Linked DNA regions of Homo sapiens: regions 2 and 3 are each linked to region 1. A link is an interaction called in ENCODE POLR2A ChIA-PET data of the cell type or tissue named here. Cell type or tissue: GM12878. All regions are shown on one strand. Each heading gives the region's core, and the rest is flanking DNA. Links, peaks and the distances in the headings are about the cores only. Region 1 overlaps HECW1 (HECT, C2 and WW domain containing E3 ubiquitin protein ligase 1). Region 2 holds the start of LOC107986790 (a long non-coding RNA gene). Region 3 overlaps LOC107986787 (a long non-coding RNA gene).

Region 1 (11,008 bases), core at 2,051-7,050:
ACTCCGTCTCAAAAAAAAAAAAAAAAAAGAAAAGAAAAAAAGATACAAAGATAAGAAAAGCAATATAATGTACTTTTTGTTAAGGAGTTTATAACACTGGTCATTTTAGGCAAGAGCAAAGTACTAGCATATGATGATTAAGCCCATTACTTTTACTCTCATAGAAGTGAAATTGGGCTGAGTTGGGATGCTTAAGTTCTTTTTCTGAGCTTTCTCTGGACACCAGTGGTTCTCAATGGGGAAAAGGGTGTATCTCCCAGGGGTATCCGTCAATGTCTGGAGACATTTTTGGTTGTTACACCTTACAGTAGAAAGGGTGAGGGGTGGGTTGCTACTGGCATCTGGTGGGCAGAGGCCAGGATGCTGTGTCACACCCTGCCATGCGCAGGTCAGCCCCCATGACAATAAAGTGTCCAGCCCCTGGGAAACACAGCTCTAGGCTTTACATTTCACCTCCATACAGGTATTTCCTGAACTTCCGGATCTCATCTAACTTATCATCAAAATGTAGTGGAAAGATGACAGAATTGGGAATGCAGGGTCCTCTTTCAGCTATGGGAGTAGCAATGAATAGCATATGATCCCTTGTAATTACCCAGTAATGTAAATTGAGGGAGAGCATTTGATTTCTTTCCCTACTAATTTCAAATATACAAGTAATGCATGAACATATTCTCCTGGTAAAACAATTTAAATACTACAGGTAAAAGTAAAGTCCTCCAAGAAATCACCCCTCACCCAAGCTCTCAGAAGCCACCATTTCAGTTTATTATCAGTTTGGTGCATATCTTTCTATAGTGAACAATGAGAAATTTCCTGCCCCCCTTAAATGTTTTATTTCACCAATCTGGTTGGAGTAGAATCATATCTTGTCAGTGTTTTAACATGCATAGTGCTAATTGCAGGTGAAACTGAGTATCCTTGCGTATACTTATTGACTTTTACTTCCTCTGTGAATTGCCTGTTCACCTCCTTCACTGATTTGTGTCTGTCTATGTATGTGTCTCTTATCCCTATTGATTAATACATACTATTATTATTATTCTTATTATTATTTTGGAGACAGGGTTTTGCTGTGTCACCCAGGCTGAAGTGTAGTGGTACAATCACAGCTTACTGCAGCCTCAGAATCCTAGGCTCAAGTGATCCCTCCACCTCAGTCTCCTGAGTAGCTGGGACCTCAGGCACACACCATCATGCCTGGCTAATTTAAAAAAAAATTTTGAGAAGATAGGGTCTCAGTATGTTGCCCAGGTTGGTCTCAAACTCCTGGCCTCAAGGGGTCCTCCCACTTCAGCTTCCCAAATTGTTGAGATTACAAGCGTGAGCCACCATGCCCAGCTGGCACATACATATGAGATGCATCCCAAGGTCTCTGTGTGTTCACCTGTATCCCTGCACACCACATACTGTATAATAGCTGTATGTTTCCTTGTCTCTCTCTCTCTGTCTCTCACACAGGCTGAACATATAATTGTGGTCTGAATTAAGATAGCATCCCATGATTCAACACTCATAAACATGATCTTTGTGCAATGCAGGTGCAAGATATTGGGGACATCATGCAAAAGTGAAACATGTCCAGTCCCTCTCCTCACGACACGTACACAAATCTACTTGTAAAAATAAACTAGTTGGTAATTGAACAAATGCCGAAAGGAAGCGTACACCACGGGCTATGGGGATTTAGAGATGGGAGGAATAATTTTACTTGGTGGTGTGGTGTTGGTGAGGGGTATGTGTGATGTGTGAGTATTCAGGAGTGCTGGGCTTACAGTATGGTTGTCTGGTTCAAATTCTAGCTCCAGCATTTATTTACTAGCAAGCCACCTAACCTCTCCAAGCCTCAATTTGTTTCCTCTTTAAAACAGGGTGTGTGTTAGAGTGTGAGTGATCATAATAGTACTGTTTAAGAATTAAATGAGGTGATCCTAGTAACACTTTTGTCAGCCATTACAGGAGAGAGGGTGGTACTTGAACTAGAACTTAATGCTAGAAGATACCTACATGGGTGGAAAGCAAATTTGTGAAGGTTTGGCTTTTACGCCACAATCCCTCATCCTTCTTTTTTACCCTTTCCTCCCTTATTCCTCCTGAACACACATTTCTTGAAACCTGCCCCAGCATGCCACCTATGCATTCTCTTTCACTTCTTGTAGGTTCCTCTGTAATGTCCTCCCATGTCCTGCTAGACCTCATCCTCCGAACCTCTTCCAACCTCCCTCCATCTGGAGTTGTTGAATAGTGGATCCCTTAAATTCATATCCACCCTTCTAGAACTTCAGAATATGACTTTATTTGGAAAGAGGCTCTTTGCAGAGGTGATTAAGCAAGGATCTTGAGATAAAATCACCCTAGATTTAGGGTGGACTCTAAGTGCAATGACTAGTATTCCTCGAATAGAAGAGAAGACACAGAGACATAGGGGAAGGAGGCCATGTGGAGATGAAGGCAAGGGCTGGAGTTATGTGGCCACAAACCGAGAAAGGTCAAGCACCACCAGGAGCTGGAAGAGGATAGGGGAGGATCCTCCTCTAGGGCCTTTGAAGGGAGCATGGCCCTTCTCATACCTAATATGAGACTTCTGGCTTCCAGAACTGAGAGAATAAATTCCTGTTGCTTTAGGCCATAAAGTTTGTGATAAGTTGTTATAGCAATGGGAAGTGAATCCACTATCTCATCAGAAAGGGGTCTTTTGGAAACATCCCACTCTGGTCATGCCTCTTGCCTGCCTTGCGTCATTCAGTGGCTGCCTACAGCCTGAGAGGTGAAGTCCCCTGGGGCCTGGCACACGGGGTCATCCACATGCGGCCACAGTTGCTGAGCTCTCCAGGAGCACCTGTCATCACCCATGACCAGCCATGGCCTGGGCCTGTGCTGCCCTCCCTGGCCCCACCCTCAGTCCTGTGCTGGTAATTAATTAAGATCAATAATTCAAATGGGCCCTTTCCACCTGACCAACAGAATGGTTTGCAGCATTCACCTCAGTGTCTTAGTACTCTTTAGTGGACAAAGGTTCCTATTATACTTCCTCTCAAGTTATGAATCATCTATAATCATCAATAAAATGTAATCTGAAGGATAATGTATACTGTACAATGTGAAATAAACAAAACATCTTTTTAGTAAAGAAAAGCTTTTACTTGTAATGTGACTAACCCCTATCTTTTCTTAAAATATCAGTAATAATAAGAGTTGGCTCAGGGGTCAGCCTTCCCTCATCCATCTCCACCCTGCAGCTGGCCTGGGTGCTGCTTCTAGATCCTAATACTATTATAGCTTGGGTAGGCATCTAGCTTATCACTCACCATTTCAAAGTCAATCTCCTTCACCAGGCCAGGCACAGTGGCTCATGCCTATAATCTTAGCACTTTGGGAGGCCAAGGCAGGTGGAACACACCTGAGGTCAGGAGTTCGTGACCAACCTGGCCAACATAGCAAAACCCCATCTCTACTAAAAATACAAAAGTAGCTGGCTGTGGTGGTGGGTGCCTGTAATCCCAGCTACTTGGGAGGCTGAGGCAAGAGAATTGCTTGAACCCAGGAGGCAGAGGTTGCAGTGAGCTGAGATAGCACCACTTCACTCCAGCCTGGGCGAAAGAGTGAAACTCTGTCTCAAAAAAAACCAAAAACACAAACAAACAAAAATCCCTTCACCAGAGAGGAAGGAAGACTTTTAACCATGTCCAATTCATCTTTGTGACCTAGCCACTCCAGCTGTGCTTGAACCACGGCAGGAGCTCATAGACACTGGTTGAATAATTGAATGAGTGAATGAGTATATTAATAGGCAAGGAGTTAGAGGGAAAGTCCTCTTTTAAATCTGCATTGGGACTCAGAATCTCAACACATGCAAATGGCTGATGGCATGGTTTTATATCTCTGGCATGACTGATTGAAATAAGAAATAGAAAGGAAGTTATTTCTGCTGGAGACACAGCATCTCAACTTTATTTGTCTTAATATAAAGCTTATAGCATATTTTCACAACTGCTGGCATGATTGATTGTAAGGAAACTATTACTAAAAAAAAATCTAAGTGATTAGAGTGGGCTCACAACGCCTATGTATGGATAAAAAGCATCATACAACCAGAAACCAAAAACTCTGCATAGGAGAGTTGTGTCCTTTTCAAATGCACAAAAAGCAAAAATAAAATCACTCTTATGTTCTCAAATCTATCTAAACTCCACAGAGTAAGCATCTTACACCTTCACGGATAATTGATTGAATTGTTATTAATGACCTTTGATGTCATTAGAGGCTGTTGTATTCAAACACACACACATACCTGTGTGCACACACACAAACACCCCCCCCCGCCAAAAGCCCAGTGTCCTTTGCATTATTTTCTAACCTCATGATATGTAACATAATTCATACACAGTGTTCTAAAGTTGGAAATTGTATGCACATGGCTGCCAATGTGTTCTGGAAATCTCCAACTCTGGACACAAAAGTGAAAACAGAGGAAAAGAAAAAGGGAAATTGACACATTTCAATAAACATTACAAACAATCAGTGCACTGTAATAATACTTGAAATAGATGCCAGGGAAAATTAAAATCCCTTTTATTTCCATTATTTTATTATTTTCATCATTTAGGGATTGAGAAGGCCTTACTATTGAAACCAAATTTCAAGCCAGACTAACTTATGGCATTTCTCCAAAAGTGGAAATGTTCTGAAACAAGGGAGCAGTTACAAATATAGACAAAGGGGCATTCCCTGACTCAGAGAGAGAGGAACCTTTAGAAACCACTGATTCATCCTTCTGCTTTCAGCCATGACTCTTCACTCTTAAGACACTCGCTGATGAATGAGCTTGTGTTATGATGACCTGCAGAGTGCAGGACAAATATTCTGAATCATACACCATGGAAGCGCGGCTGCATGCTCGGCATCTCCTTTCTAATTCTGGAAGAGTCTGCACTTGCCTCACATGCACCATCAGTCCTGGAGATCTGACCCCAGGATGTGGCGCTCTCTGTCCTCGCCTCTTTCTCCATTGCTTCTCCCTCCCTCCACACCAAAAGGAAAGTCCAGTCCAGTGGCCCTGAAACACACCCACTATGCACCAAGGACTGTGCCATGGCTGCTGGCCCTGCAGGGGCCTGACCCTCAGGAGGCCTGATAAAGGAAGGAGGGAGGGGTGTGTCTTCCCATGGGGAGCACAGGAGGGGTGCACTGAGGGGAGTCTGGGCACACAGCACAGATGCCGAGCAGCCCCCTCCACTCAAGGCTCGATCCAGAGGACACCCTGGTGCCTTCTTGATTTCCCAATGTTGCTGAATCTTCCCCCAGGAGGCCCCACTGGCACCTTCAACTCAACTTATGCAAAACACTGTTTCAATATGTGCTAACATTTTATTGGTCATGCACTTTTTATTAGCTGCTTTAATTTTTTGAAAGTAATTGAGGCATAAATAAATCATAAAAATAATAACTATTAAGTGCCAATGGCTGAGCCCTTCCTCCTCCTGCCTTCTCTGCTGCCTCCCTGTCTCCAGCCCATGCAGACCAGATGACTCGGGCCAACTCTGACTTCTCTTTGGCCATTCCTCTCCCCAGCCTGGTCCTTAGCTGCTCTTTGACTTCCCCCATGTATTGGCTCCCTTTCATTCCCACTACCTCCACCCAAGCCTGGGCCTCCAACCGCTCTCTTCGCTGCCTGCCCTGGCTCTTCTCCCTGTGTGAAATCTGCCAGCCAGGGCAGGATGAACTCCTGCCCACCTCCTGTCACCCAAGGCCCAGTTTTTTCTCTTAGACTGAGATTCTAGAAATACTAAATAAATTACTTGCTCTTGCCAGAACAGGACAATGACTTCCTTCTTTACAGTTGTACTCAACTGTTCGAGTCACCTGCAATACCCTCATCTTTGCTTGTCCAAATCCTTCCATCAAATCCAAACATCTCCACCATTTCTCAGTGGTTAGACCCAAGATGTGAGGGTTCCTGGCAGCCACATGTAGCAGGCAAGGAGGGAATGAACAAGATTAGGAAGAATTAAAGCAGAGCCATTTGGGGGAGCTTAGTTGATCGAACCTGGGGCAACTCTTTCCCAGGGGTCATAACTGGTCACTGAATCTGGGTTCTGGCTGACGGCTGGGAATGGAAGACCAGGAGCATGAGGGTGACTTGTAGCAAGCTCCCTGGATAACTGGCATATGGTCTGCGACTTGGCCTGGACCTTCAAATGGAAGGTCAGGGAGCCTAGGGAGGTGGGTTGAGGAATCCAGCCAGAAGCAGAGCCTGCCTCCATCTCCCCAGTCTTCGCAGCACCTCCCCCCGGACAGAACAAGGGTGGTGTTTGGCACACAATGAGCACTTCTGTCACTGCACACAGTGGGGGTGTGTATGTGTGTGTGCATGCACACTGATCAACATGGTGTCCTTTCCATATATGGTTCGCAATCCAACCCAAGGTGAAATGTATTTGCAATCCTCAAACTAGTAATGAATCTGATCGGATTTGCGTTCTTTTCTTCCAATAGCTTGGCAACGGGGAGAAATTGTTCAAGAAGCCTGGTGTGTGTTTGTTTGTTTATTGGGAGTGGTTTGCACAGATGGGATACAGCAAAAGGCTTTGGGACTGTTCTCGTCTGTGCTGTGTGCTCCTGGTCAACTCCCTTGCCTTTGCCTGCACAGGTCCAAAGGTGCCGGGTTGTTTCAGTTAATGAGTTTCATAGTCACACAGGATTTGGAGTCTAACAAAGGTAAGCAACTCCTCTGCTCACTGCTCATGTGACCTTAGGCAACTTCTTTGACTTCTCTAAGACTCATGTTCTTCATCTGTAAAACAACAGTAACAATAGTTGCCTCTTTATAGAGTTGTTGAGAGATTAGCTCAGATGATGCTTGTAAAGGTAGTTAGAACAATGCCTCCCACAGAACAAGTGCTCCATAAATTACTGCTGCTATTATTACAATGTTATTATTACAGTAGTATGGGAGCTTTGTTTATAGGGACCACTACCTCTGTATTAAAAGGCATTCCCAGGATCTCCAAGTGAGATCTTACTCAGTTTTTCTCCCTATGGAATCTCCTGGCTTACTGCCTGTAATAAGATGAATGGTGGGCCTCCAAAAGATATGTCCATGTCCTAATGCCTGGCAACTGTGAATATGACCTTATCTGGGAAAAGGGTGCATATGTAATTGAGTCAAGTATCTTGAGATAAAAGTTCATCCTGGATTATTCAGGTGGATCCTAAATCCAATGACAAGTGTCCTTGTGAGGGACACGCAGAGGAGAGACAGAGAGAAGAGGAGGCAGACCATGGAGATGGAGGTTGGAGTGATGCAGTCATAGCCACCAAACAACTGGAGCCCCCAGAAGCTAGGAGAGGAAAGGCACTGATTGGGCTCTGGAGCCTTGTGAGGGAGTACAGCCCTGCCAATGCCTGGATCTCAGACTTCTGGCCTCTAGAACTTTGAGAGAATACATTTCTATTGTTTTAAGCCACAAGTTTGTCGTAATTTGTTACGGCAGCCCAAGGAAACTGATCCACTAACAAGTAAGTTCTAAATATCATCTTGCTTTCTTTTTCAATTCCTTACAAAACACAAGGAAACGAAAAAAAGTAGCTGAGAGTGATAAGACACACTAATGGATAGATCTTGATGTTCACTAAAGTGGATATCCAATTGTTTATGGTGTTCATTAACGTGAAATCATTTTTTTCCTTCCACCAGTTATGAGAGAAGAGTGATCACAGAGCAAGTGACAGATGCCACCATCACATCTGCATGTTCAATAGTGGGCGGTGAAAGGCGCAAGCCCATGAAAAGCTCAAGCACCACCCCAGGACATTCATGGGAAACGGGTCACATTGCAGTTATAGCACAGAGGACACAGATACACACAAGTGACACCACAATGAAGACACTTTGCAGAGAAGTGTATATGGGAATTAGGGACTGGAGAAAAAGGAAAAGGAAAAATCTAAAACATAAGCTTAATTAGCCAGGAGTAACAGAATCACCTTAGTGATACAGAGACCTTGGAAGTTCACCCTCCAAAATAATGGAAACCGTCATCACCTCTCCAACCTTAGCTTGAATACTTCCAGGAATGGAGAGTTCACTATCTCACAAGGCTGCATTATCTGAAAGCGATATTTGAAATATCTTTCTCAGTCAGAGCCAGAGAAAATGTGTCTCACTGTACCATGCACTACTGGTGCTGTTTCTGATTTAAGAACTGTACACAATCCTTACATTCATTTACTCAACAGATACTGCCTAGGGCTGTGCTGTGCACCAAGCACTGTAATTACACAAGGGATCTAGAGGCTTAGGAGCCCTCTGCTCTCAGGACAAGGCCACACTTCAGAGAGGTTGCTATGGGATCTCTAACTTCCCTCCACCAGCTCTTCTCATTCTCAGACTGAATCTAAAACATTACCAATAGGAATACCATTAACCAACATAATGAAAAATAATTGTACCAATAGCATTAAAAAAAACCCAAAGCAATCTCAAAAACCATGTCATAGAAACCAATGGGCAACTGCAAAAGGGAGGCCTCTTGAAAAAGTGACACTAATTCAGATTCTTTTGTCATCCTTCATTCCCAATCAGTCATGACACACAGTTCCACCTGTGTGTCACCACTCCCTGGACTCTGAGTTTTCAAAGGTCCCAGCCCCGCTTTACTCCACAGGACCCAGGGGACTCACACACCCAGGGCCAACATCCCTTCAAGAAAGCTGATGGTTTAGAAGGAGAAAAAAAAAACCTGTAGAAATGGAGAGATGTTATAAAATTTAAATAAGGAAAGTAAATTGAATAAGGTAAAAATAAGTAAGTAAATAAATAAATACGACAACTGTAAAAGGCACAGCACAGCGGGCGGGAACAGTAGAAGTGCTGAAACTCATGAACAAAAGAGCTTGTCCCTGAGGTGAAATTTGATACAATTTTATTGGCCTTTGTGAAAGAAATAGGAGAAATAACATTTTATTTATTTGTAAGCCATCATAATTGCTAAAGAAATTTTGAAAAAAAGAAAATTAATGAGATGAATTAAAAGTATAGTAAATGACAATAATTAACAGTGTGGTTCTGGACCAGAACCACAGATCAATGGAACGAAAGAAACTCCAAAAACAAACACTGATACGTTGAAGACTTTGCGATGAATAAAAGTGACATTTCCAAACCAAGGGAGAATGGATGAATTACTCAACGCGTGCCTCTAGGACATTTATGGAGGGAAAACATTATATCTCTCTTTTATCAAAATAAAGTCAAAGCATTGAAATGTAAAAAGAAAGAAAACCATAAAAGTATTAGAAAATCCAAGTGGAGGTGAAGGCAGCTCTCATTTTTCTAACCGCAAGACTAAACCACAACAACACAAGTGAAGCATTGAGAGCTCTGACCAAAGAATGAAAAAAAGTATTTGCATAAAAAAAATTAACAAAAATCCAAAGGCAAACAACAAATTGGGGGGAAATATTGAAAATATGTATAAAAGGCAATTCTTTACATATAAAGGATATCTTAAATTATAAAACAAATGACAAACAGACCCATAGAAAAATGGGCAAAGATCACGAAGATGCCACCCACAAATCAGTAAGTGCAAAGGGACAAAAGTATCTGCAAAACTGTTTAATCTCACTAGTTATCAAAATAATGTGAAGTGAAACAATAGTTTAATTTGCTCATTTATCAATTGGTGAGGATTTTAATAAACAAGAAAATAATGTATGTACTATATTTGTAAAGATACAGCTGGGCGCGGTGGCTCACGCCTGTAATCGCAGCACTTTGAGAGGCCGAGGCGGGCAGATCACGAGGTCAGGACATCGAGACCATCCTGGCTAACATGGTGAAAATCTGTCTTTACTGAAAATACAAAAAATTAGCCGGGCGTGGTGGTGGGCACCTGTAGTCCCAGCTACTTGGGAGGCTGAGGCAGGAGAAAGGCATGAACCTGGGAGCAGAGCTTGCAGTGAGCAGAGATCGCCACCACTGCACTCCAGCCTGGGCGACAGAGCAAGATTCCATCTCAAAAAAAAAAAAAAAAAAAGATACAAGGAAATAGGAAATGCTTTCATATATTTGTAAAGATATAAGGAAATGTTTTTTGTATGTGTTAGTAGAATTGTAAATTCATAAAAACTATCTGATGGACAATTTGGCAATCTCAGAAACTTTAAAAATGTGCATATACCTGTGCCCAAGTTCTACTTTTTAGAAATTTTTTTTAAGGAAACTAATATATCAATGTATAAAGATTTAGCTAAAAGGATATAAAAGCCAGAGTTATTTGCATATGAGATAAATGGTTAAATAAACTGTCAGATTCCAATGAGATCACTTGGACACAGGGTGGGGAACATCACACACAGGGGCCTGTCGGGGGGTTGGGGGCTGGGGGAAGGATAGCATTAGGAGAAATACCTAAGGTAAGTGATGAGTTGATGGGTGCAGCAAACCAACATGGCACATGTATACATATATATCAAACCTGCACATTGTGCACATGTACCCTAGAACTTAAAGTATAATAATAAAAAAAAAGAAAATGAACAAAGGTAAAAAAATTGAAAAATAAAAAATTCCTCTTTAAAATAAATAAATAAATAAATAAATAAATAAACTGTCAGATTCATGCAATGGCGTGAATGTTTACTGCAGCAGTTCTCAGGCTGTGGTCCCTAGACCAGCAGCTCCAGCACCATCTGGGAACTTGTTAAAAATGCAAATTATCTGGCCCTTTCCCACCTACTCAATCAGAACCTCTGGAGAGTGATGCCCAGCAATCTGTATTTTAACAAACCTTCTGTGTGATTCTGATGCACAGTATAGTTTGAGAACCTCTCTCTTGGTGCATAAGTCAGGGTCCTAGGAGGAACTAGATGAGACACTTGAATTGGTTTTTTAAAGTATTTTGAACTATTCACAAAAAGAAAGTAAACCACGAGCATGGTGCAGTTACCATTGTCTCAAGGGGATGGTAACTGGAACCCAGGGAGAGGTAGCTGGGTGGGAATG
Region 2 (11,008 bases), core at 2,759-7,758, 89 kb after region 1:
AGTGAGCCGAGATCACGCCATTGTAGTCCAGCCTGGGCAACAAGAGTGAAACTCAGTCTCAAAAAAAAAAAAAAAAAAAAACCAAGAAATTACCATCAAAATGCATAAAGCCATAAAAAAATGTGGCATTAAGTAGCCTGTGAACAGGACACTCGTTTACAGTATGAGAGCTGAAACAAGAAGGCAGAGTGTTGGCTTGCTCAGCCTTGGTGGAGAACGTGCATGTTGAGTGACTCAAATTTTTTGCTGTTCTGTGCATGCCCACAAATGGCCTCAAAATGCTGCAAGTATTGATTTGGGGGCTGCATATAAATGTTAGCTAGAGGTAAAACTCATTTTTTTGGAATCTGCAAGTAATGAGGATTGACTATAAATGTTAAAAGATATTCTGGTCTTTCTGCTTCTACTATCTACCACATCAAGTCCCTCTGCCTGGTGAGTGATTTTGATGACGCACAGGTATAATCACATCATTTCCCTACATTTTTACCACCCATTGATGTCTACTTCCTACAGAATGTACACAGCAAATATGTATTCAGTGCTGACCAAGTGTCAAACATAATGTCATAGAGTGGGATCATATGAGATACTGTACCTGAAATGTACTTTTGGATCTGTTGATGTATTGATGTGCATTGATGTCTGCCCTGATGTACAGTCAGAGGTTGAGTGATGGGCTGCACCTGTGAGGAGCTGGATTAAGATGTAATTTCCCCAGTGTCTCTTGTTCTTAAGTTTTAAATCCACAGACAAGAATCTGGTAGAATGGCTTTTTATATAAAACTGTAATATAGGTAGCATACAATACTACCAAAGGGCATTTTTAACTTGTGGATACTACAGCCACCTAGATCCAACCTGCCATCATCACCATGCTTACTCTTATTCCCTGTACTGTGTTGTTTCTGGTGGTTGTAATCTCTGAATGCATGTAGTGTTTGAGGAATAGCACATAGGTTGGAAGGGGCTAATGTGGGAAGAGTGTCTCTAAAGAGGAGAAGAATGGGAGTGAGTTCTTTCCTTACAACATGAGCTGGAGAGAGGAGGGTTGCTCAGCCCTCAGAGGGGACTAGTATTCGGGGTGCTGGGGGGACTAATCAATATACACCAATGTGCCCAGTCTGTGGGAAGATGTTTTAGTGCTGTACCATTGACAAAAGATCATAGAGCTTTGAATAATAGCATATCTCTGGTTACTGGTGTGACTTAAAGATTATAATAACTATTTTGGAGCTATTTTTTAAAATTGGTTCATAATAATTGTAGATATTTATGGGGTACATATGTTATTTTGGTGTGTGCACACAGTGGGTAGTGACCAAATCAGGGTAATTGGGATATTTATTGACTCAAACATTTATCATTTCTTTGTGTTGAGAGCATCCCAAATCTTCTCTTCTAGCTAATTTGAAATATACAATAAGTTGTTGGTAACTATGGTCACTCTACCATGCTACTGAATGCTAGAATTTATTCCTTCCATCTAACTGTGTTTGCATACTCACTCAAACCTCTCTTCATTTCTCCCTCCCTTCTTCCCTTTCCAGCCTTTGGTGTCTATCATTTTACTCTCTACCTCCATGAGATCAACTTTTGTAGCTCTGATATTAGTGCTATTTTGAATGACATGATTCTCTTGAGACTTCTGTAGGAGCCTGGGCCAGTGAGGGAGCCCAAGCAGTGTCAGAGACTGAATCCTCTGCCAGCAATTCAATTAAACTTGATTTAGAAAGTAAGAACAGATTATATTTCTTACATCCTGTGTGATGGTGTAAAATTCATAAGACTTGCTATGAAGTCTTAGGTGTTTTACTTTGCCTTTTTAATTCTCGAATTTTCTCATCTGTAACAGAAGTATAGTAATTCTTACCTTGTAGTGTGTTTTTGGAGCTTAGTGATTGTACGTGTAACGTACCTGGGAGTCAATAGCAGGTCTCAGCACACGATGCTCATACAGTAGGGCTCTCTCCTTCCATCTGCTGAGTTCTGTTTTTTCAAGGTTATCACTAGCTGTCAAGTGTTTTGTTCTGTCCTCTTTTAGGTGATGGTCAGTCAGGTGCAGCCACAAGAGGGAACACAGGAGAGGCACAAGAGAACAAAGTATGTTATATTCCCAAGTTCTAGAGCAGGGGTCACAGCAAATCATCAGGGTCACAGGGGAAGTGCCGGGTTTTGGTCAACTGGCCGAGGAAAGTCAAAGCCAGTATTTTTATTCTGGATTTTGCAGAAACGGAAAGGCAAGGCAGGGGAGGCAGTGTAGAGTTGGCTAGTTTGAATCATTTCGGTGGGCTCTAAACCAAAAAGGTGGTCCCTAGTTGCCCGGAACCTGGCCTGGGGTAATAAGGCAGATAATGTTGCCTCCTCCTCGGATGGAAGAGGAGGTATGGCTCCGGCTGGTTAGTTTGCATATCAAAGGCATGCTCCTAGCTAAGTTCTCTGTTACCTCCAGGAACTGGCTAGCCCCAGGAGAGTCAGTCTGTACTCAGAAAGAGTATTTTAAGATGTCAAAACGTTGTAATACACAGAAAATGAAAAAATATGTACATGATACACATTTATATTTTCCTATGTTCATTTTTGTGAAAGTTTGCAGCCATGCATTTATGCAGGTACATCAATATTTTGATGGGGTTGTATCATCATTTTATACACCAGTCAGTCTAGGGTCCCATGGGTTGGCTGGTTTGCCATCCCATTTACTTCAACCACACCTGGGAATTTATTCCCACTCTGATCCAAGAATGAGCAGGAATCCCCTTTCCTTAGCTGAAATAATTGCCCACTTTAAATACTTTTAGTTTCTGATTTTAAAGATATATATTGATATAGGTATAGGTATATAGTGTAAACTAAAAATAAAATCCCAAGCTCCATACTGACTGAACGGACCCCCTCTTGGCCAAGAGTACCCCAGAGAAACTTTAAAAATTGAATCCCCAGACATGACGGGAAGGGAGGTGGAACACGCCTTGTTACACCCCCTCCCTTTTGGAGTTTAGGCACAACTGACTGGCATTAATGCTAAAATAGAGATCATAACATTAACAACAACAACAAAAAGAACATAACATTAACTGTTTGTGACAATAAGACACCAAATTATAAACAAAACCTAAGGCCATGCCAGACAATGGTTAAGTCACACACCCCTATACGTCACTCTGACCCATGTTAACAGAATTTCTTATCTTAAACATTCCTTTCTGCTGACTCCGAATTTTTACAGAGTATTCTTCCTTTAACCATTTGCAAATTGAAGAATCTCTGCATCTATCTATAACCTGGAAGCCCCTACTTGAAGATATCCCACCTTTTTGGGCTGAATCAGTGTATATCTTCCATGTATTTGAGACAGCCAGGGAGGATGGGGTTCCCAGAGAAACTCCAACTGGCCTGCACACTGGGGCGGAGCCACAGAAGTCTGCACCCTTTGCAGCGGGGTGGAGTTGGCTCCTCCTCTTCCTGTGTGGAACCTGCAATTCAAGCTGCCGGCCGGAAGCTCTCTAGCAGGGACTCTGACCTTGTAGAGGATCCCTGTTTCCCCTGTTTTTTCCCTTTTCACCCAATAAAACCCTGTCTTACTCACCCTTCAAACTGTCTATGAGACTAAGTTTTCATAGCTATGGGACGGACAAGGACCCTGTCTTTAGCTGAACTAAAAAAGTCCTGTAACATTTTTGGCTCCCAGTGTGGGGCTTGAGAAGCAGTGAGTGAAATGGGGACTCAAAAACTCTCACTGTTGCTTCTGAGCCTTTTCATCCTCACACTTCTGAGGATGGAGGAAACCATTTCGCTCCCTCCACCCCGCCCCGTCACTCCCGGGCCTTTTCATGGCCTTTTCTTTCCTTTTTTGGGAGGGACCCGTGAGCAGCAGCTCCCCTCCACCCGCTATTCCCTGCCTGTTCCCTGCTGGGCCTAGGACGCATGGCCCAAGGGTCCGGCACAGCTGGCTGGCTGGTTCCCAGCCACGCACTGCTGCTGCAGTCTTCCCCTTCCCTGGCCAAGGGGTTTAACTCTATTGGACAGTAATTAAGCTTAAGCTTTTTTCCCTGCTGGAGGAACCAGTTGCATAAGAATAAGAGGTTCTTCTCCAGGCATTTAAAAACTGTTTTTTGCTTCCACTTCTCTACCCCGTCAGCAGTTAACTTTTAAAGTTGTTTTTTTTTTTCTTTTGGAAGACTTTTTTTACTAGGCCAGGTCCCCCAACTATCACTGTTTGTACTCTGTAAAGTTTTGCTTGTGAAAAAGGATCTTGTGAAGACTGGGTTTTCTTCTGTCTCTCTGTGTGTGTATTGTGTGTAACGTCTGTAAAAAGAGCTCTACTTAATTTGCCCTAAAGAAAAACAAGTGCTTGGATCAAGTATTTTTTTAAGGAAAGTTAAAAGCTGTGGTACCTTTCAGTTCACGTGACTTTAATCTTTGAGAAATAAAAACAGCCTTAAAGATTATTGGTTAAATGCAGGTCAGATGTGAGACAAGAAGTCTTCTTCAGATCAAAGGTTTTTCTCGATTGAAGCGTTCGTGGTCTCACGGGCTTCAAGGAATGAAGCTGTGGACCGCAGCGGCGAGTGTTACAGCTTGATTAGAGAAACGCACAGACCCAATGAGTGTGCGGTAGCAAGACTTATTAAAGCGAAAATAAAGCTTCCACGTGGTGGAAGGGGACCCGGAAAGGTTGCCGATTTTGGCTTGGGTGTCTTATGCTTATATCCCATTATGACCCCTCCTCTTTTCCTTTTTCTGTCCTATAGAATTAGCTTATGTTCTATCCACTTGTGGGTTGGCAGGCCTGATTGGTTAAAAACATCAGGCTGCAGCTAGAGCTTAAACGCCCTATATGATTGGTTGAAGTTTCAATTCCTTAGCTTGCAGCTGTGACTCATTTTGGCTTAGGGGAAAGTCCCCTTTGATTGGTTGACGTTTCAAGCCCTTAGCTTGCAGCTGTGACTTATTTTGGCTTAGGGGAAAAAATCCCCTTAGGGAAGTCCCTAGGGACCCAGGAAGTCCAGCCAACTTAGCCACTTAGTCCCTCAAGATGCAAGGTTTGCTAAGTGTTTTGAGGTTGCAAACTGACTTCTGGGTTTTGAGAACTATTTGACTTTCTGGCTTCACAACTGGTAAGACCTGGGGACGTAAGGAACTAACCGCGTCCTTAACTAAGAGGGCAAAGCTTAGCTGCAGTTAGCACACAATTAAAGCAACTTACCAAGTTTTACCTTAAAGTTAAAAATAGCTAGGAGTTAATTGAAACTACTAGAAATAGATTTGCATGCAAGGTGTGTAAGAACAGTAAAATGTATTTTTTAGTAAAAGGTTATAAGAAGGCATGGAAATGTAAACTTTTGCCTAAAGTTTTTAAGGATTAAAGGATTAAAGGATTTTTTGAGTTAAATCAGGAAAAAGCTGAAGGTTCAAAGAAGGGGTAGAAGAATTACGGAAATCAATCTTGCAGAAGAGGTTCTGTGTGTGAACGTATTGACTAAATTCAAAAAAGGGTATTATATGGTTTTTTCTGTAAATTGAGCATTGAAATAAAAGCATAACAAGGTTTCCTAAGGCGTTAATCTGCTCTTTGGCAAAATTTTTAAAGGATTATAAAAGATTTTTGATTATTTAAAATTTCGAAGTCATCTTTTTGGCAAAATAAATAACTTATGGTAATCTGGAATTCTATTTCATAATATCAAGTGTTTTAAACATATTTAAAAGGCTGCCCAAAATCGACCTTAAGTTTTAAAATTGTCTTTCCTGACACCTGGCTTTTTGAATACTTCAGAGGGCCCATGAAGTGTCCAGAAAAGAGGTAAAAGGAATTATTTAACATGTTTAGGTACATGGGATTGCCAAAATGATGCTCAATCTTCTTTAGGTTATATTTTGGTGAATAATGCTAATATATGTTCCAAAATTGTATGGGATTATCTAAAATTCTAATGTGCAAGTATATGCTATCCATCGTAATTAGGGTTGTTATGTTAGGTTATTGTAAACCGTGGAAATAACCAAACTTCTTTGTCAATCGTTGTTTCTAACAGTAACTATCCTGGACATTTTGCTATTCACAGACAATTGTTGTCTTGTTTTAATCCTTTTCAAAAATGGTTTATAATGAGCTATAGAACTTTAACAGGTGCTCTCAAATGCAGGCTTCTGATAACTTTAGAGGTTGTATCACTGGAATAAAGGAAAATGTATAGGACTCATAAAGAGCTGAAATGTTCATGAATAGCAAGCAAAACAAGAATTAACTAACTGGACTGAACTCAGGAAGCTGAAGCAAATCTTTTTGACCTTTGCTTGGAATATTTCTGATCCTTGTTTTATTTTTTCAGAGTCAAGGAAACTTATTTTGAACTATTTACAGCCTTTAATAAGTAAGTTATACACTCCTGTGATAAAAATTTGGAGCACGTTTGTTTCTCTCTGCCTGAATCCTCTAGAATTTGGAAACTATTTGTGAATATTCTTATGGCAATATCATTGTTTGCATCAGTGCAATAAGAATCCATTTTTCTTTTGCAACAGAACACAATTGGAGAAAGTCGTTATTTTACCAAGGATTTGACTGGAAGGGTATGCTTCCCTTTAAGGAGTCAATTTTGACTTGCAGAGCCAATAAAAGCCCAGTGAGGAAACTGGTCTCATACCCTTGTCTATGCAGTCCGTGTACAGGGTTCTTGACCTGTGGTCAGTAAAGAATGTCACTTTCTAACAGGTCCAGGAGCTCCAAGTTTATTATGGGACCTTAAGAGGAAAGGATCACCCAACTCACAGGGTTTTGAGGATACAAACCCATGGTTGGGCTCAGTTTTAAAAGGTCTTATCTGAGATTCCTTGTGGAACAAACTTCCATCAAAGCCAATCTAAAAGGCCTAATTAGAAAGAATTATTCTTGCTGCACTTTATGCAAATAATCAGGCCAAGTATAAGACTAAAATTTATTTTGTAAACCATTCAGTCCTATGATGATTTTTTTTTAACAAAAATGAGGACTGGAGAGAGAAATCATGTTTCAAAACTTATACATTTGTCATTAAATTCTTTTTTTATTATACTTTAAGTTCTGGGGTACATGTGCAGAACATGCAGGTTTGTTACATAGGTATACATGTGCCATGGTGATTTTCTGCACCCATCAACCTGTCACCTACATTAGGTATTTCTCCTAATGCTATCCCTCCCCTAGCCCGCACCCCCTGACAGTCCCTGGTGTGTGATATTCCCCTCCCTGTGTCCATGTGTTCTCATTGTTCAGTTCCCACCTATGAGTGAGAACATGCGGTGTTTGGTTTTCTTCCCTTGTGTTAGTTTGCTGAGAATGATGGTTTCCAGCTTCATCCATGTCCCTGCAAAGGACATGAACTTATCCTTTTTTATGGCTGCATAGTATTCCATGGTGTATATGTGCCACATTTTCTTTATCCAGTCTATCGTTGATGGACATTTAGGTTGGTTCCAAGTCTTTGCTATTGTGAATAGTGCCGCAATAAACATACATGTGCATGTATCTTTATAGTAAAATGATTCATAATCCTTGGGGTATTTACCTAGTAATGGGATTGCTGGGTCAACATTTGTCATTAAATTCTAAACTCATTCGTTGTTTTTAAGTTTTTGCCTACATTTTAGACTAACCCTGCTTGCTCCTATGAACCAACCAGCAATCCCTGGCTGCAGCTCAGAAAGAACAAAGGGGATAGGTAATGTAGAAATTCAGATCAATATTCTAGTTCTGAGCAATTATCCTACAAATCCTGCCAGGTAATGGAATAAATAGGATGCCCATCACTCGGAGGTTTCCTTTTGGGAAAGTAAGACCAAGGGAGCTAACAAAAGCCAAGCACCATGCACCCAAATTCTGTCAAGCATAAATATAGCTACCAGTTATCTGGGTGTGTCACAAGACATCCTTTTCTCTCTTGTTGGAGGAGGACTCAGTTCCACAGCTTCACTTTTGCATTCGGCTTATGATAAGAAGTCCATGCAACCCCCGCTGAGACACATTTTTGTCCCAAACTCAATTCCAAGCATCGGGTCAAAGCCCTAGGAAAGAAAACTGGATCTGAGGGATCCAGAGGCAGACAATAACAGAAATTAAAAGGCACAACACAGGTAAGCGTGGCTGATTCCTGCCGATTAAGCCAACCCCAGGCTTCCTGTTTCATGGATAAAGACCACATTAATATCCGTGGCATAAATGAGGTCTAGGGAATCCAAGGCTGCTGGCAGCAGGGGAGATAGGGCATATGTGGATAAGAGCGGATGATTCTCACCCACTAGGCCCCCTGCTTCATGGGTGCAAGCCGCTCTTCCACCCAAGGTGGCACCTGCCAAGGTTGCTGGGACTTGGGGATGCAAAGATGGAAGAGGAAAGAGGATGCTTTTCCCTCTCTCCCTCATGTACCTCTGAAGAAGGAATTTATGAATTTTACAAGTATAATCAAAGACAACCAAAAATGTTTACTTTTTCCTTCCAAAGCTAACTGTAGTGTAGCCCCACCCCGTAGTGTAAGTTAGAGAAAAATACTAACTGCCTGTTTTTCCTTTTGTGCTCAGCGAGCCTTATCTGTACTTGCTAGTTTCACATTCCTTGAGGCTCAGCGAGTTCCTGCTTCACCTCCCTAGCACAGCTGCAAAGTTACAAGGTTGACACAGAAATGGTTTATACAGTTAATGGTTTCCCAAAGATGTGAAACATGTAATATAAATAAATGTAAAAGACTGATCAACTGCCTTTGCTCTCACTTCTGTAAGTACACTTCCTGCATCACATAGTTCCCGGCCACTGGCTGCTTAAAAAGTGGCTGTTTTCTTTGTCCGGGGCTCAGACTTTCCTGGACGCTAGTCCTACTGAGCCAGGTGATCACCTTTTAATAAAGACCTTTCCTGGACTCACTCTGTTCGGTCTCTCCCATCTTTGATTGTCCCACAATACCTTGGGTATCTTCTAGGAAGAGAAGGGAACCAGGGATGCCTGCCCCCCTCTTTCTAGATGGGTAGCCATTCGCCTTCAGTCTGTACCCCTTTTGAATGCATCCTGAACCTCTAGGACTCCTTTTAAAAAAAAAAAACACCTTCTTTTTTTCCTTTCTCCTCCTCTGTCCTCTTCACTGATAGGTAATTGTGTCTTCATACTATGGGACACTCCCCTCAGAAACATCCTCCAAACTGGAAAGAATTAATTTCCCAAACCTTAACCTGGCTGGCTTAGGAATGGGCTCAGGGGAAGGGAACCCAGAAGACTGACATGCTGGCAAAAGCGTAAAGTTTTTTCTTAACCAGTTGGGCTTTTGGCCTTGTGCAAACTGGTAAAAGGCCTTGGAATTTTTGAGCTGTTCTTACCCCTCTCCTTGTTTTGTTTTGATACATGTTTTCTAATAAGCTGGTTTGTCTATTCTTGCCTTCAGGCCATCAAACTACAGTCAGTCATGCAACAGGAGCCTCTGATGACGACCCTTTCTGCTGGGAACCCTTAAATAGGCCTCTGAGGGAGCTCTGACTGCGGCTTCCCCCAAAACAGCGCCCCCTGTCAGCAGGAGGCAGTTAAGATCGCTCTTCTTCCTTATCCTTATTCTAATGGCAGTTAGATGTACCTCTCTAGAGCGGGGAATGAGACAGCCAGGTGGGAGGGGGTCCCCAGAGAAACTCCAGCTGGCCTGCACACTGGGATGGAGCCACAATAGTTCACATCCTTTGCAGCAGGGAGGAGCCAGCTCCTCCTCTTCTGTGTGGAACCTGGAATTCAAGCCGCTGGCGGCAAGCACTCTAGCAGGGACTCTGACTTGTTGAGGATCCCTGTTTCCCCCTTTTTCTCCCCACTTTTCACCGAATAAAACTTTGTCTTACCCACCCTTCAAACCGTCTTTGAGCCTAAATTTTCATGGCCCGGGGACGGACAAGGACCCTGTCTTTAGCTGAACAGACCTGCAAAATATTGATGTCTTTGCCTGTAACTCTTGCCTCCCCGAAAGGTATAATACTCAACTGCAACCCAGCTCCCTCAATATTTTAAATCTTTATTGTAAAAACATCTTATTTTAAGAAATGGGATGTGCAAGGGAAATGGTAATTATGTTCCCAAAGCATCAATAATTTCAAAAAGAGAATGCAGGGGAAGATTGCTTTCCATAGTTTTAGCATAGAAAGTTTAATACTCTATCACAAACAAGGCACCTTCTCCCTGTAGCCCTCTGCAGCTTTCAGAGCACACTGTGATACAATTTCAAAAGGAAGCCACTTTTATAAATTCATACCCACCCTGGTGTGCAACTGAAAAAAGTGAAAAAGTAAAACCCACTTTCTCAGGACCTCTTGAGACTGTGTTCCCCCGCCATGGTCACTCATATTGGCTCAGAATAAACCTCTTTAAAATATTTTACAGAGCTGGTTTTTCTGTTAACAATGCCTATTTTATCAGTTATTTTATTCATTTACCCCTGAAATCTTAAAACAGACTTAAGGAAATTCACAAATACCAATAGATAAGATAAAGCTACGTTAACAATAAGTAAGGAAGGAAATATGGGCAAAAGAAAAATAAAGCAGAGAGCTGGGATGCCAGATGGCTTGAAAGTCAAACATATGTAAATAAAAAGCATTAATAATCATCTTAATTATATTCTATGTTATATTTTATTTCAGATAATGGAGCTATTTTTTTCTTTCGTTGTCCAAGTGGAAGATGTTAAAAAAGAAACCCTCAATGGTAATGCAGTTTATACCAACTTCACACAATCTGTTACACTCATTGATCCGTGGAATAATCATGACACTCAAATGAATTTGTATGCTGGTATTTACTATGGGAATGTAAAAAGAATATTACACTAGGTTTTGACAGATTTGGGCTAACAGGTAAATCTTTATTGTAAAAGATTTTATTTTAAGAAATGGGATGTACAAGGGAAATGGTAATTATGTTCCCAAAGCATCAATAATTTCAAAAAGAGAATGTAGAAGAAGATTGTTTTCCATAGTTTTAACACAGAAAATTTAATACTCTATC
Region 3 (11,008 bases), core at 2,820-7,819, 1.7 Mb after region 1:
TACAGTAACACTATTGTGCAACCTCTGCTTTATTTAGTTTATACTTTCCAGGTTTTGAGATTTCTTAAGTCTTGCTTTTCATTTTTCTGAGATTTTTTGCTTATGGGTCACTTTTGAGCATAGCATAGAGTATATGTTGTCTCTCTCTCTCTCTCTCTCTCTCTGTGTGTGTGTGTGTGTGTGTGTGTGTGTGTGTGTATCTTTTGATAGGGAAGTTTAACCTACTTGCATTTATTCTCATAGCTGATTAGCTTGGTTGTCTGTCACCTTATTTTAGGCTCTGGTTTTAATATTTTTTCCCCCTTACTGTCTCCCATGAGGTCCATGTTTAGCTATAGTGGGAGAGCAGAAATATTATGGACAACTCATTGCACTCTATCAGGTGGTTCACAATTTCTATTTTCCTTATTACTGATTATCTTTACTCATTTGACTGAGGTGTTATTATTCAGCCTTCTCCACAGTAAAGTTGCACTTTTTCCATTTGTATTTAAGAAGTATTTTGTAGAGAAATACTTTGAAATTCTGTATAGATCATATTCTTCATAAAACTTTTTAAATATTTCTGTCAACTAATCATTTTCCATATCATTCCATGGATTATAATCTATTAACACTGTTATTTATTTTAATGCTCAAATTGCCCCCTCAATTAGGCAGTGGGAGTTCCTTTAAAATGGCACCTGCATCGTTTTGCTGTATCACCATAATTTCTTGCACAGTAAAATGCTCAATATTTACCTTGTATTTTTCCTGCTCCAGTCCTGAATCAGCCACTTCTCCAAGAAACCCTTTTAGTGGAGAATGGTATTTAGAAACCAAAATCTGGGTGCCAGGTGTGCTCATTACTATTGAGGTATTGCTGCTTTCCAGCATTCTCATTGGACAGAGCTAGCAAATATATGTAAACACACATACACACAAGCGCACACACATTTTTAAAGGTCAGAATCCGATGGCAATGCCAGCATCCAGGTGTCCACCCACTGCATGCAACAGAAGGACTTTGGCAGAATTACTTTGGGAGGGCAGGAGGCAGGAGAGAAGCCAGTAACTTTCCTTGGCATAGTGAGGAATATTCCTTGAAACAGAGCCAGCTTGATTTGGGAAGTAACTGTTCTGGGAGCCTTGAAGTCTGAAAAGGTGAATCTGGAATCCATTTAGAGTGTCTGTGGCATTGAAAAATGTGATTAGTGATGTGGAGAGCCAGGTTGAGAAACAGAATGTTGAGCAAAGGAAAATAATCAGAAAAAAAATGTTGACCGCTTAAAAGTAAAGGCAACAGAGATCCATTGAAGAACAAACCATATGAAGTAGAACAGAAATAATACAGAGAGGCATAAAAGCACACTATTTTGTCCTAAAAAAGATCTGAATTTGGGTACTTAAAGAAGTCCAGGGCTATCCGCAAAACAGTAAATATAGACCAATGCATACAAATAAAATTTTCAACTACCAGTACTACAACTACTATGATTACTGCTAGCTGTACATATACATTTCTGAATATACGTGTTACTCTCTGATACCAACACCCGCCTTAGGCCTTTAGACTAGGGAATGTTCCTGGCGTTTATTATCTCCTCTGTTGTTTTCTTATGAAGTCACATTGTTTTCTTGGCTTTCTGGGGAGAAATTTTGTAGGAGCCCTGGGTGTCCTTTTAAAACTTGATTTCATCTGTAAAACATCTAGTGGAAATTCTTGGACTTTTCCATCATTTGCAAGGCAATCTTTCCTAATTTATAACACTAGGACAAGTTTTATAATGATGATGATGATGATTTTGCTTTTCCTTCATTGTAAAAGTTATTTGGTAAATTCCCTCTTTTGAAATTGGAAAGGAAGGGGTCAAATATCTCCTCTCATGCCACTAAATTTTGCAGACATCTATTTGATCTTTGTACATTTCCTTTTATTATTATTATTATTATTATACTTTAAGTTCTAGGGTACATGTGCACAACGTGCAGGTTTGTTACATATGTATATATGTGCCATGTTGGTGTGCTGCACCCATTAACTCGTCATTTGTCATTTACATTAGGTATATTTCCTAATGCTATCCCTCCCCACTCCCCTCACCCCACAACGTTTCCTTTTAACTACTCTGATAAGATGAAGAAAATGTCACAGCCAAGACAGGAAAGTAGATTAATGTAAAGTTAGCTTCTCCTGTAATATCTTTCTCTCAGAATGAATTGGCACAGACCGTTGACCACTCAGAAAGCCTTACTCCTTGATGACAAGTGGAAAGTAAATGCTGGTCATTGGTTATTTGGCTCAAGTTTCCCCAGAGGTGAGCTCTGGACAGTGTACTAGGCTTACAAATAAGGACCCTCTTGTTTATCTCTTGTCCATTTAGAATGGTAGATTTAAAAAATTCCCAAGCAGTCTATGGCAGTCTCACTTAACACAATGTTTCTGGCCTTTTAAAAGCTCTGAAAAGTTTTGCTTTGTTTTGTTTCAGTGCCACTGTTGTGGTTAATGGAATATTGTTAGGAATTAAAAACAGAACTTGACTTCAAGGCCAAAAGCTGAAATTCTGATAACAAAAGTCCACCAGAAGATCAAATCTCTTAAAAACTGTGGTGCATTCCTGTGAAAATCCAGATTCTGAAAAGGTAAAAAAAGATCTGACCTTCAAAAAAGAGAATGTTCTCTGAAGATAATATTTTCTCAGCAAAAAACTTGAGCTCTAGCTTCTCTTCCAAAGATAAGTATATTAAAAAGATTTCTAGAGTTCTCAGCTATTACTGCAAGATTGACCACTTAAGGTTACATGGTTATAGAAAATTCATTACACCAAAACTTCCAAAACTGAGTTTTGGAAACAAAACACTACTTAACTCTTGATTATGTGACATATATGTTTCTATGTCTCAGTTTACTCATTTGAATAATGAAATAATTTTATCTGTCCTGCCTTCTTCACAGGATTGTTTTCAGAATCAGATACAGTAATGGAAATTAAGATCCTTTGTAAAGAAAAAAGAAAAAAAAAACACTACACAGATGAATAGTATTATTTCACTACGATTACTGTCCTAGCATCTTCCTAAATTGATTCTGAGTCCTATAACTAATTTCAGCATGTGGGCCTAGAACTCAGTTCTGCAATTTCTTGAAATGGGCAGTTTATCCCGAAGCATTTGCTTTGATTTCAGAAATAGAAAATGAAAAGAAAAAATGATTCATAGGGGAAGTTAAGAAATGATAAGATTAGAGTCAGTCATGCAACATAAAATTACAGAAATCTAAGAATTGAACTTGATTTTGGATGTGATCTAAGCTAGTGGTTGAAATCTTTTTAACTGTGTAAACGTTTATACAAATGAAATTTACTCAGAGGCCCTATGTGTGAATCAGGAAGCATCAAAGCTGCTCTGCTGAAGCAGTCGGCCCTGGGCCCCTCTTCCTGGTTTTCTGTGCTCTGTTGAAGGGCTCAGTTTAGAAGCCATCGATTTTCTTCAAAATGCTTTATTTAGCTACAGGATCCTTGTTCAAGTATGCCTTACTTGAAGTTAGAGGCCCAGTGCCAACAACAGATAAAGGAGTCATTGCTCTGTGGAAGCATTTGGGAGTTTTGGGGCTCATTTCTCCTGCCACACAGTTTTAAGTGGCCCTGAGAGAAGGGGTTCCATCTAGCACAGTTAGGAAAGCTTTGATCTCATTCACTCTTTCATCCAATCAAAAAATAACTTGGATAGCATCTTTGGCTAGCGGTCATCCATTGACTGCTGTTCTCTCTCACTCCTTAAAGAGGCAGCATACTCTGACATTCCACGGTTCTAGCTGTTTAAAAAATCATCCTGGGGTGGGGCTGAAAGCACAGTGCCTGCAGTGCAAACACACTGCCCCTGGCTGTGTCACTCAGAGCCTCTCAGACTCAGTTACACTTTCTTCTCTATGGTTGCTCCCCATGTTTTTGGAGTCTTTACATCTTCTCTCCAGTGCAAACATTTCTCGTTTCCTCCATTTTCTCCAACCTCCTCATTATGCTTGCTACTTGCCATGGGGCTAAGTGTTCATCAATATCCTTCTTAACATGTGGGACTCTGACATGCACCCAACACTCCAGAGCTGGTCTCCTCTACACATGTTCACTAGAAGCATTGCTACCTGCAAACTGCACATTGTACATCATCTTTTAAGGTAACTATAGCTCAGAGTCCATTTATTGAAGAGTTGTTGTTTATTGAACCCCTTTCAAGTTCAATAAACAGTACACTGGGCTGTGATTTGTTATGAAGTGTGAGAAGTCTACCACTGTCATTAATGCATGCTAGCAGGAGATGATGTTGTAAAATTTTATCCTACACACTTTGCTTTTTTCGCTGAGTTTTCTTTACTCCTTTAATGCTTTCTTCTTATTTAAGTTGCTATTGAACTGCCTATCAGCTAGTTATCAAGGCGGCCCAATAACATTGTTAGATCTTAGCAATCTTCTCTTGTGTAGTCATCAGGTAGGGGCTAGAGGTCATCACTGAGATTTTTCACTGACCAATGAATGGGCCTCACCTGGGCCCAAACACTTAACCAGCCAGAATTGTGGAAAAGTCTTGAACCTGTTTAAGAAAGTTTTAGCTTCTTCACAGTTGTACAGTCCATCAAAAATAAATAAATCAGTATATTTTAGAATTTTCAGATTAGGAGTTTTTGACTTTCACAATAGTCACCCAATGCCCTTTTAGCACCCCAGATGGAGACATTTTGAACTAATCCAATATTGGAATTACATTAAACAGTTTAGGAGAGTCTGTGAGTATAGTAGCAGCGGAGCAGGGTGTTACTGCTTTTTAAAAATATCTCAAAGGTCCACATGTGTAATAATATTTACTCTTGTTTTAAGCATTCTTTCCTGGGTCTCTGTGGAGTTGTGAGCTTTGAGACACAAAAGAAGGAAAAGAGAAGTAAACAGTTTCTACAGCAAGTAGAAGACTAATAATTCTGAAACCATCTTCCTCCCTAGGGTGAAAATTGGGGTCTTCTACTGAGAACCTGTAGTGGAAAAAACAGCAGTTAAACCATCTCCCTTTTGCAATTGTCTCTCATTTCTGAGATCACACTGTGTGGTAATTCTAAAACCTCTGAATGGAAATTGCTGCCATCATTATGTAATCCCTCTAAGCCATCAGTAGCACCTTTGGCTCCCCGTTTTGTTTTCATAATTCTAAATACACAATTTAATGAGTGACAGAGCTAGATGAGAAGTCCCCAAATAATGAAATCCAAGAAGGGAACGGCTGGCTGCAACCTTGGCTAATGCCAGTCTTTTTGTTGATCCAGATATTGTCCTCCATGTCTCCCCCTCCTGTTAGTCCAGGAACTAACCCATTGACACAGAAGTTACTTTGTGACTTTATCTATAACAAGCAGCATAATGCAGCTTGTGAGCATAAAGCAGCATAGTGAGCATTTAGAATGCACATCTAGTTTTCAATATGTCAAATCTAAAACTTTTCACCACAAAGTTAAAAAAGGAAGCAAATCAGTGAAAAACAAATGTTGGGGGTCAAAATATTGAAAAGGTTTCTGCAGTTATGTAGAAACATTTTTTGCTCGGTCAGTTATCAGCAGATGGATGCATATCTTGAGTCATTTAAGCAAAGCCAGACTGTACTTGTCCAATACATGACTATTTCCTGTTTTGGGGTCTAGCTTAGATGACCCTGTCTTCTGCTTTCTAGTTCTGATTTTCATAAAATCAAATTCCTCATTTTATCTTTGGACTTTCTTCTTTGGGAGCCAATGCTGGTTGCCTTCCTTCTGGGTAAACTGATATTTTAGGGGTGAGGGGATGCAGGGATAATGTGTTGGTAGAAAGGATTTTTAAATAGCGATGCCTAGGGGCCACTTCCAAAGACAGAGAACTTGAGCTCTTCAGGTGGAAAGGAAGCTCGGTGAGGAAGGTAGAGGTCTGTCTCTACTCATGCCCCAAGTTCATTGAACCCTTATCTTTTCTGGATAAACCTAGAGTTGTCACCCGATCCCCCGATCGTAGGAGCTCCCTGAGAACCACAGGGCTATCGGAGCCAGGAGGCTGGGAATTAACAATGAGGTTAAGTAAATAGATAAAGCGCTGACATTGGTTTTATGATTATTATGTTAAAGTTTTTACATGCATTAGCCTCTCTAATGCTTACCACAACATCATGTTATTACTGAAGGACAGAGGAGTACAATAGATATAAACCCACATGTTCTAGAGCAGGGCTGCCTTGAATAAGCTGAGTGACCCCGGGGGAGTTGCTTTACCCCTCAATGGCACAGATTTCTCATCTGTGAAATAAAAGTAAAAACATCAGCCCTAAGTGTTCATACCCAATTTACAGACAAGGCAACAGAAGTTTAAGACCTTACTCATGATCTCATGATAAGTAAGCACTGAGATTTGAGCCCAGGGAGTCGAAGTCTTTATAGTTGACCATGATTCTATCTGGCCTGTGGCAGTTACATTTATAAATTGTTTTCTCCTTTTTAATTTTCTCACCCTGAAATAGTATCTAAGGCTGTGCTTCTACCACTGGGATATAATAAGATGGTTCTAGTGGAATTAAGCAGCTGTCTATGCATTTTGGTCAGCTATTCCCAAAGTTTTTCAGCTCCTAAGCCCCTTCCCAGAATAGATCCCATAGATTTCTTGGGTATGATGTGTGAAAGGCTTCTTGCTCACATCTGGGATGTGGTATTTCTTTAGCCACTGCTGCATAATAAGTTACAACAAAACTTAGTAACTAAAACAATAATATGCATTTATTACTCACATGTCATTTGAGTATATGAACCCAGGCGCAGTTTAGCTTGGTGCTTCTGGTTCAGTGTCTCTCCTGAGGCTGCAGCCAGGATGTCAGCCTGAGCTGCAGGCACCTGAAGGTGACAGGGGCTGGAGAAGCCACTTTCCAGATGGCTTGCTCATGTGGCTGTGGGCAGGAGGCCTCAGTTTCCCACCACATGGACCGCTCTGTAGAGTTGCATGACTATTTTCATGATTTGGCCGCTGACTTTTTCCAGAGCAAGTGATCTGAGAGAGAAAGAGAGGGCAAGGCAGAAGACACAACGTCGCATGCTGTCACTTCGGCTGTATTCCACTAGTCCCACAGACCAGCCCTGGTATCATGTGTGGAGACAGGGGGTGGGGGCCTATAGCATGGATTACACCGGAGGTGGGGCTTATTGGGGTCCATCTTAGAAGCTGACCTTCTGTCTTATCCTTGTGGGTCTAGTCATCGATTGCAAGTGAAAGATAATTGACTTACATAACCCCATATTTTCCTAAAAATTGTTGTGATTCTTCGTGGTACATAGCATATTGTGGGTCAGTTTTCTCCCCTGGAAGTGGAGAGGATGTCATTTAAACAGTTGATGACCCTTCTTCACACGCCTCTTCTTTCTCAGATTGAGACAATCGAGGAAGGAGATCACCTGAAGTGAGTAAGCTTTCATGGCAAGGGAGGTGGAGCAGATGTAGGAGGGCACAGCACATGTGGTGTCTGGAGAAAAAAAGACTGGCATGCTTAGGGTAGCTCCTTATTACCAAAGACAAATAAAGATGGCATTGCACCCACGGAGTGTCCACAAAGTCTGGGAACATAGGTGAATATGCATAATAGTATCAAAGGCATATTCACTTTGTAGAAGAAACTATGTTTCCAGGATTTACGGCCACACACTTTTTTTTTTTTTTTTTTTAGACAAAGTCTTGCTCTGTCACCCAGGCTGGAGTGCAGCAGCTCTTTCTCAGCTCACTGCAACCTCTGCCTCCCAGGTTCAAGTGATTCTCCCACCTCAGCCTCCCAAGTAGCTGGGATTACAGGTGCTCACCACCATGCCTGGCTAATTTTTGTGTTTTCAGTAGAGACGGGGTTTCGCCATGTTGGCTAGGCTGGTCTCGAACTCCTAACCTCAGGTGATCCACCCTCCTCGGCCTACCAAAGTGCTGGAATTACAGGCATGAGCCACCACACTCAGCCTCTTTTTTTTTTTTTTTTTTTTTTTTTTGAGACAGGGTCTCTCTCTGTTGCCCAGGTTGGAGTGCAGTGGAGCGATCATGGCTCACCTCAGCCTCAACCTCCTGGGCTCAAGTGATCCTCCTGCCTCAGCATCCAGAGAGCTGGGACTACAGACGCATGTCACCATGCCCTGCTATTTGATTATCTTTTTGTAGAGAAGGGGGATCTAGCTATGTTGCCCAGGCTGGTCTTGAACTCCTGGCCTCAAGTGATCCTTCTGCCGTGGCTACCAACACACACATTTTAAAAATGCATTAAATAGAAGTTTCAGGAGGCTTTGACTCTCAAATAAGATGCATTTAACATGGACATCTTATTTGTTTTGAGAGTCAAAGGCTCCTAAAACTTCTATTTAATGCAGTTTTTAAATGGATTGATATCAAAGTTAACTGGGGAAGACTCTCTTCCACAATTTTTAATTATTTAGCCTACACTTTATGTTTTCTTTTTTTTAACTAGGTTCTAATTGCTTGAAATTTAATGCATTTTAGACTTGTAGTCTCCTTCGTTTCATGTCTGCTTGTCTTGGAAAAATGTTTGCATATAAAGTGAATTCTGTCTTAGGGATCTGCTTTGCTGTGTCTAGTCTTCCCTGCATATGTTCAGAGGGCAGAGCCTACCTCATTCTCTCCTCCCTTCTCTAACCCTCTGTCTGCCCACAGGCCCACTGCAAGGAGGAATGTAGTGAGGGTTCCTTTTGATTAAAGGGACTGGACTGCATTCCATAGAGAGCACACAATATCAAATTGCTAGACTGCAGCATGCTAGGGAAAACCAATATTGGTGGAGGACTAACTATATTGCAATTTCAAGAGACAGTCCCAGCCCCTTGTTGCCCATGGTCTTCATGCTGCACAATAAGAATCTCTAGGACAAAATCCTGGAAGATCCTATTAGATTCTACTACCCTCCGCTGAATGACTAGGACTTCTTGAACTGATCATGCTAGGTTTGTAAACCTTGCTTTCTTAATATTTTTGCTTTGGGTGCCCTTTTAAAAATGAGTCATCAAGAGTCTAAAATATAACCAGCTGTTTGGAATGTAAGAACATGGGTTATTATATTAACTCCAAAGTGTAGAGAGGCAAATTGTAGGTACGTAGTTTCATTTCAAGATCTGGTTCCTTCGGGTCTTTCTTTCCTTCTTCCTGTCTCCAGTTTCCCTTCCTAATACTAACTCAATTATTTCCCAGGGCCAAACTAAATTGTTCTCTTTGTCAGCCCATTTACGTCTAAAGAAGCCTGTCTGTTTTTCTTAGCCTGTGAACTTCAGGTTTCATTCAAATCTACTCTTAGAAGCTTCTGGACATCCTTGTCAGCAAAGCCCACTGATTTTCCTGGACCAGAAATTTCCCTAACTGTCTCTGTAAGTAGAGTGACTTGTTCTCCTGGGACGATTCCAGTTTCTGTGTGTTGTTTTGGCGTGATTATTAAGAGTGGACTTCTTCGGTCACAAAGGTGTTTTGGTTTTGACAATAAATTATACAGTCACTTTACTTATAAGGCACCTTTCTTATTAGTTCACAGGATAAAATACTGGGCAGGCAACTGTGGGAGATGCTTACTGAGATCCTATTTCCTAGCAAAATAGAACAATACATCTCATGTAAAATTTTAATCAGTCCATGCTTTGGGGTTAATATCATCTCCATTTTTCTAATGAGGAAGTGAAAGCTCAGAGAGGTTAAGTAACTTGCCTAAGGACACCAAGACAGCTCATTGCAGAGATCATGACCTGGACCCAAACTTTCCTTCCTTCATAGACCACTTTTTCCATATGTCCTCCATCACCACTGTCATCCTAGTCAACATGGACGCAAAGCCAGACTTTTCCTTTCTTTCTTTTTTGAGACAAGAGTCTCACTCTGTCGCCCAGGCTGGAGTGCGGCGGAGCGAACTCGGCTCACTGCAACCCCCGCCTCCTGGGTTCAAGTGATTCTCCCTGCCTCAGCCTCCTGAGTAGCTCAGATTACAGGCACCAGCCACCATGCCCGGCTAATTTTCTATTTTTAGTAGAGACAGGGTTTTGCCATGTTGGCCAGACTGATCTCAAACTCCTGACCTCAGGTGATCCGCGTGCCTCAGCCTCCCTAAGTACTGGGAGTACAGGCATGAGCCACCGCGCCTGGCCCAGACTTTTTCTTTCTCTGTGACGTCCTTTGTTGTTGTTGTTGTTGTTACTCTCACTTTTGTTTTTCCTATAACTCCTGAAGACAATCATCGAGATATTCCTCATCTTCCACCGACCTCTGTAACATGTGGCACGCAGCATACAACAATGCATGTAAAATGAGTTCTGCCTGCCTGCCATGATCTAGAGAATGTGCTCAAGGAAATCGTAGTTGTAAACAAGGTTGCCCTACACTCCTCTGCAGCTGCTTTCCTCTTCAGAACCAAGGGAGGTCTATAGAGGGAATCCTGAACCCTCAGCAATTTCATCGACAGTAATTTGCAACAGGGATGGGCAAAGGTTTGTAACAGGTGAGACATTATATTAAATAGTGGGAAAGTAATTTAAGTCATTTTTCCCTACCTGCCTCATCTGTGAACCAGGAGTCAAGAGTTCCTTAGCTCACAGAGCTGTAACTGACATTATATGCTCAGCACACAGTCTGATGCAAAGTAAGGGCTCATGAAATGTGATTGCCTTTCTTCTTTACCCTCCGAATGTTTGCTACTGCATTTTCATGTACCCTGAGAGGTTTTGGGGAAAGGAGAGAAATAAATATAAGTTGTGAAATTTACAAACAAAATTAGAAAAAAATTATTTTTTCATTCAAAGAAAATAGCTCTTGGCCTTGTACAGCAAATATGTGGGCCAAGACCCTTTTTTGGCCCCCTCAAGCCCTGGAAAAATTTAGTTTACTCAATACGGAGACAACTTCCTTGCGGAATACAGGGTTAGTGGGGGCTCCCTGGGCACTGCCTGCTATCAGGTGAGGTCCACCCAGACTCGGGCAGTGAAAAGGGGTCTATTTACTTTTACATTTTCGATCAC

What was found. Peaks named below come from ENCODE experiments on the same cell type or tissue, not always from the same donor. Only the 100,000 strongest peaks of a DNase experiment are listed, where the experiment ranks them.
Region 2: POLR2A ChIA-PET joins it to region 1 with 5 read pairs; 1 of 35 experiments calls an interaction of 5 or more read pairs at or near these places.
Region 3: POLR2A ChIA-PET joins it to region 1 with 5 read pairs; 1 of 35 experiments calls an interaction of 5 or more read pairs at or near these places.

What each region holds. Positions count from the first base shown.
Region 1 is chr7:43,158,711-43,169,718 of GRCh38, reverse strand. All of the region lies in intron 2 of HECW1 (HECT, C2 and WW domain containing E3 ubiquitin protein ligase 1), which reads right to left. It overlaps HECW1-IT1 (HECW1 intronic transcript 1), which reads right to left. Exons shown (of 7, transcript NR_135295.1): 6 at 8,004-8,109; 7 at 6,532-6,793. Among named protein-coding and RNA genes, the nearest start is that of MIR3943, 13 kb to the right of the region's middle. RefSeq lists an enhancer at 5,091-5,150. In GM12878, for the core only: no CTCF peak of the experiment used is centred there; a DNase peak (open chromatin) is centred at 4,758; H3K27ac peaks cover 655 bases.
Region 2 is chr7:43,070,391-43,081,398 of GRCh38, reverse strand. It overlaps LOC107986790 (a long non-coding RNA gene), which reads left to right and starts at 5,020. Exons shown (of 3, transcript XR_001745189.2): 1 at 5,020-5,120; 2 at 9,411-9,545; 3 at 10,645-11,008. RefSeq lists an enhancer at 3,197-3,989 and a silencer at 7,775-8,069. In GM12878, for the core only: no CTCF peak of the experiment used is centred there; a DNase peak (open chromatin) is centred at 4,988; H3K27ac peaks cover 1,077 bases.
Region 3 is chr7:41,470,614-41,481,621 of GRCh38, reverse strand. LOC107986787 (a long non-coding RNA gene) reads right to left here. Exons shown (of 5, transcript XR_001745183.2): 2 at 6,766-7,022. Among named protein-coding and RNA genes, the nearest start is that of INHBA-AS1, 220 kb to the left of the region's middle. In GM12878, for the core only: no CTCF peak of the experiment used is centred there; a DNase peak (open chromatin) is centred at 4,982.